Linked DNA regions of Homo sapiens: region 2 is linked to region 1. The links are chromatin loops, found by intact Hi-C in ENCODE. Cell type or tissue: mesothelial cell of epicardium. All regions are shown on one strand. Links, peaks and the distances in the headings refer to the core of each region. The heading gives the core; the rest is flanking DNA.

What was found. Peaks named below come from ENCODE experiments on the same cell type or tissue, not always from the same donor. Only the 100,000 strongest peaks of a DNase experiment are listed, where the experiment ranks them.
Region 2: a loop joins it to region 1, with 7 times the contacts of the local background. A loop is called at or near these places in 2 of 110 quality-filtered maps.

What each region holds. Positions count from the first base shown.
Region 1 is chr3:133,083,520-133,086,445 of GRCh38, reverse strand. The region is part of intron 2 of TMEM108 (transmembrane protein 108); the gene reads right to left. Among named protein-coding and RNA genes, the nearest start is that of TMEM108, 47 kb to the right of the region's middle. In mesothelial cell of epicardium, for the core only: no CTCF peak of the experiment used is centred there; no DNase peak of the experiment used is centred there.
Region 2 is chr3:133,300,667-133,303,592 of GRCh38, reverse strand. All of the region lies in intron 3 of TMEM108 (transmembrane protein 108), which reads right to left. Among named protein-coding and RNA genes, the nearest start is that of TMEM108-AS1, 45 kb to the right of the region's middle. In mesothelial cell of epicardium, for the core only: no CTCF peak of the experiment used is centred there; a DNase peak (open chromatin) is centred at 1,342.

The DNA.
Region 1 (2,926 bases), core at 189-2,688:
ACACAAGGAAGAAGGAATTCAACAGGTACAAAACCCTCACTATGCCTCAAGTCCCTTATTTATAGTGTAAACATTGTTCATTTAATGCTTACCTCAAACTTACAAGTTTTGCTTCACTTTACAGATGGCAAAAGAAAAAAAAAAGCTCAAATGCTCGAGAGATTAAGTAAGAAGGGAACTAAGGTGGACTCCAGACACATCTGGCACTGAAACGAATAAGCTGATTTCAATGATGGATAGGTCACAAGGTACAGAGGGAGAACCTCTGGACTCCAGAAGCAGAAAAGGCCACAAAGGACAGCTAACATTTGGGATGCCATCCCTTTCACCACTCCTTGGACAAGGTCAGGATCTGAGAATTCTTTCCATATGATATCTCCTTAGTAAGCAATAATGGTGCTTTCTTTTTTTAATGTGGCTCAGCAGTCAAAGACAGAAATTAGAAGAGTTGAACAAGAGAAAAGATGAAATTAGTGAAAAATAGAAACCCCTGATTTAGAAACCTTATAGATTCCATTTCCAAAATAAGTCTCACTCTAAAAATATTGCTCTTGAAGGCTGAAATACTTTTTTAAAAATCTCAAATGGTACATTGATCTTACTAATGGCTTTCAATTTTTTTCAAGAGTTTCTAAAATCCATACAATCTAAACCACCATTCTTCTATGAAAGAAAAAAAAATAAAAGTAATTATTACAAAAAAGAAGAAGTCTAGCAAGAAAGTACAACATGACACCTTAATGGGACATCTTATTATCACTGAATACAAGAAAGGATTCAAAGATTAATGGGTTTATGCCAAAAGGACAAAGGAATCAGACTGAAGAGGCTTCTGGTGGCCAAATTTGGTCCAAATAATAATGACTATAATTGATTGTAACATACTGAATAGATGAAAACCCCTGAGTACACAGTAACGTGCATTAAAAAATTAAAAGTGAAAGGGGAAATCCTTATACACAATTATTTCCCATCTCTTGCTGTAGCCTCTGATTGAGAATCAGTGATCTGTTTCAGTGCTCAATTTTTGCTTTGTATATAAACTTTTTCCATTATAAAAGTAAAATAAAGTGAATAAGCACCATAGTGGGCAAGGCCTTTGGTGGCAGAGAAAGAAATTATCCTTCAGACATCCATCAGTTTTTTGAGACTATAAGGCAGAGGAAATGGGGTAAAAAAATGAAAACATTCATTTTATATTTGGAATTTCAGATAAAGAGGCAAGAGACTCTTCCCCTAACTTTACATTGTCTTTGGACTATGCTTTGAACAGGCTGTATTCTCTAAATGTTAGCTAAGTTCAATAATTTGCAGAGATGAGATTTAAAAATATAAAAAGCAAGAACTATTCCTCGAAGAAAGAAATAGTAAAAGAAGAGTCAATCCTAACAAAAGCTGAAAGGTAGGGAACTGACATCATGAGGCCTCGCGAGGTGCTTCTGTTAGTGAAGACGACTGTCTGGTATAACTGAAACACACCACACTCAAATCTAGGTTCCTGGAAAAGAGTCTCAAACCCACCACCCACTCACTGCGTGTCCTGGAGAAACCCCTTCCCCCTTTGCACTATGGTTTCCTTAATAAAAGAGCTGGTCTTGATGACATTCACTCCCACTCTATGATCTCACGAATATTTGAACTTCTATCTCCCTGTGCTGTGTGCCCTTGAAGGAATTAACTTCCTTGTACCTCAGGTTCCATCTCATTTGCAAATGGGATGTTAATAGTTCTTGTTCCTCACCTTTGCATATAGTAATGACGTAATATATGTGAAGTGCTTGGAACAGTGCCTGGACCATAGTAAACACGTCAAATATTAGCTATTGTTGCCATTACAATTAATAATTTTTAATTCCATCACCCATCCAAAAGCTAATAATCCTTCAAGGAGCAGCGCTGGTACCTTCATCATTCCAGCACATGAATCACCTCTCTTTGCCTCCCCTTTTCTCCTATGAACTATCTTTAGATAGAACCTGAATATCTACACCATTTCCTAATGAGATATGTGCACAGCACCCTACTCCAAACTAAATTTGAGGCCATTTCTTCTCTAGAGTGGGAGAGAGAAGGGAAGAGTGGCTGGAATAAGTCTAATACTGATTGTTCTAGTGACAGTAACAGAAGTCTGTTTGAAGGGAAAAATCAAGCATTGAAGAAAATCTAGTTGACCAGAGGGCCTAACATTCATGATTCAGATAGGCAAGTCTGGTAGTAGGATTAAAAGAATGTGGGTAAATGTTGAAGCTGAATACACATGGTTTATGATGCTGTTCTTTGGTTTCCTCTAGTTGAAAATTTCCTAATCACTGTTTTTTTTTTTAATTCAAGAAAAAGAATGGTTGAAAATAAAATCTTATCATTTATGATACTGGGGTATGCATTGTACAGATGACCAAAAACTTCCTAGCTGAAAAGCAACCCCTTGGATGCCTTATCTCTGCTCCCTATAACCGTGTCAAGAGATTCATCTTCAGTGTCTTAAGAAATAGTTTATGGAAGGTCTCAGCTATGAACACTAAGGGAATATGACATATTCAGAATGGATTACCATATGCCTTTTTTTTTTACTTTATCTCAGGACTAGCCCCTATGGAGGAGAAAGGGGAAAACAATAGAATAAAAGTGAACAGAATCACCTTCACCCCCCAATTACATGACTGTCCTGTCCCTTTGAAAGTCCCTTAGCAAAATGTGCTTTTAAAAAATTATGTATTCCTTTATTTTAAAAAAACAGAAATACCATTGTCTTTGGAATGTCCTCAGGGTTAGAACTATCTAAAAATAAAACATTACTTCAGGGACATGAAAAGAAATATAAATTGCCCAATGAATGTGACACCACAAAATGAATTAGACACAACAAAGAACTATATGAGATACACTTCTTTCAAAGCTGCCCCTTTTCAGTCCACAGTCCTTATAA
Region 2 (2,926 bases), core at 273-2,772, 220 kb before region 1:
GTAATGAATAAACAATGACCAGATTCCTTTGGGGCTTAAGATTTTTTTACTTTAGAAGGGGGACATTAGGAAGTTCTTTTCAGGATACTGAATCCGCAGCTTATTAAATCACACTGATTTTCTACACATAGTGAAATGCTTAGGAAGGTACCAGAAAAGAATTGTTTATGGAAAACCTTGATAAGGTTCATTATCCATGAGATTTGTTGTGATTATGAAACACTACCTTTGAAAGGTCCAAACTTACCCACTTACCCCAGTTGAGTGCCATCTGCTCCCTGTGGGGATCCTGACTGACATGATTGGTATATGACAGGCTGTGTAACATGTACATACTCAAAAAATGGTGGTTACTGCTCAAAAACATCACAAGTGCTTCATAGATAACCCTAAATAATAGATAAATACAGTGATTATTATTGAGATATGTACCACCACTAAAAAATCAGTTAAGAGTTATACAGTAAAGTTGAAGATGAGCGTCATGGAAAACCTCCCCATAGAATAGCTTTATTCTCAAACATGTCTTTGGTTCTTATCATATTTCCTGGAACACTTCAGGCTTTACCAGTAGATGGGTTTAAGAACCCATCAAGAGACAGTTTAAAAACAGAGCAGAGGAAATGGAGTCCACTGTTTGATCTGCAACCTAACTTCAGACTTAGGGTTCACCAAGGCGTGAAATAAGTGGAGCATGAGGCTTCAACTACTCTTCTTATACCAGAGAGCAGGCATGGTGCACGTGTGGGGTGGCCCGAAGATACCCAAATGCTGTAGGATAACATTGATCTAAAGGGTCAATGTTACCAAACAATTCGAGTAAAAATACTGTAATATTAAACTGAGATTAGAATAGAAAATTCAAGAGATACTGGCCGGGGGCGGTGGCTCACGCCTGTAATCCCAGCACTTTGGGAGGCCGAGGCGGGAGGATCATGAGGTCAGGAGATCGAGACCATCCTGGCTCACACGGTGAAACCCCATCCCTACTAAAAATACAAAAATTAGCTGGGCATGGTGGCGGGTGCCTGTAGTCCCAGCTACTCGGGAGGCTGAGGCAGGAGAATGGTGTGAACCCGGGAGGCAGAGCTTGCAAGTGAGCCGAGATCACACCACTGCATTCCAGCCTGGGCGACAGAGCAAGATTCTGTCTCAAAAAAAAAAAAAAAAAAAAAAAGAAAGAAAGAAAAAGAAAATTCAAGAGATATTTGAAATTTTACATTTTTAAGTGTTTTTGGAATATCTGCAGTTCACCAATGGTGTAAATTCCCTCCTAGGTAAAGTCTGGTAAGCAGTGTGTGTGTGTGCACACCCGTGCACGCGCACGCATGCACTCATGTGGTTACACTGATGTGTCACAGTTTGGGTTTTAACAAGAAAATGAGCAGTGAGATGCACGGCATCACAATTCCAAGCTTCAGACAACAAAAATGGCAAGATCATGGATTCACTAGATTTAAGAGCCAGTTTGAGCTTTAGACAATGATAGTGGCAAGATCACAGATTTGTGAATTTATAGACTCCCCCATTTGCCCTGCATCCTTCCTTCCTCAGCCATTTTACAGGTGGGAGCACTGAGGCTTAGAGATGCAGTGAAATTCTTAGGGTCATCCATTACATCAGAGGCAGAGGAAGGGCAGGGAGCTGAGTTTCCTGTCTCCATGGGAGTTGGGTGGGTGTGTTTGTGGAGGGCTTCCTGAGTTGCACCCACTCTATATGCAAATCAAGACAGGAAATGGCAACAAGGAAGAGTGATAATGTAAAGCTTAAACCATGATTCTACCCAACATTGAGTGTTTTTGTGCTGGTCTTTGAATATTAGGAATATGGGATGAAATTCAATGAAAATGATAAAGTTAGTCGGTACAGGCTTGCAGAGAGTATAAAACTGAAAATGACTGTGTTAAATGCTTTTCTATTACTTGTTTTTTCCCCTAATCCCATCCAAATAATCACTTTTATCTCCTAAATATGCATTGTTAAGAATCCCCCAAAGTAATTATTAACAAGTGAGCTAGCCGGTGCTTGTAAATCATTTTACAAACACAAAAGGCTCTGCAAATGTTTATTCTCATTACTGAAACTAATTCAAAAATGGCATAATATAGTATTTCCAGATAATGCTTTTCAGCAATGCCCACTGTGCATGATAGGAAATGACACAGTTCATTCCTGAACTGTGGTTAAACCTATGAGGTGAGCTGAGAAAAATGCATTTTCCACTTTCCTGCGTCGAGACAACCAAAATGACCAGATAGGAGTCCTGCACTTCTTGGAGTTATTCTTTCAAGCCTGTGACTCATGGAATACATGCTGCTGTTGTATAAAATCCTTTAATGTTCATTAGGTCCTAAGAGCAAATCTTGAAAGAAGAATGAAGTGAGGCACCTTGCTTGGCATTAGAACTGACTGCGGACTTGCAGGATGTGTACTTGGCATCAAAGGGACAGGGAATAAGAGATCTTCCAATAATACTCTTTAAGGTTCCTTACACGCTCTGTGAACATCAGCCTCTAAAACAGAGATGCCTCTTATGTCTCAAAACAAAGTAGAACTTGTGTGTGTGTGTGTGTGTGTGTGTGTGTGTGTGTGTGTGTGTGTGTGTGTGTGTGTGTGTACTGGGGTCTGTATTAATTGTATTTTTTTTTTCTTTATTCTTACGCTGTGGCATCTGAGACCTTCTGCATCTGGGTAGGGGTTGACCCTTCCAGGGTTAGATAATTCCTAGAGATAGTAAACTTGTCTGCAAGCACACCTTTGATGTGCAAATCCACCAAACCAGAGTTCATATACCTCCCACCCCCCATCTCCTTTAATCAGTCTCTTGCAGTCCAGGACACTATCCCTCAGCCCTAATCACTCCAGGGCTAGGTACCTGGCAACCAGGGACAATCCCTATAGCCCAGAGCCCACTAAAATCATTCAA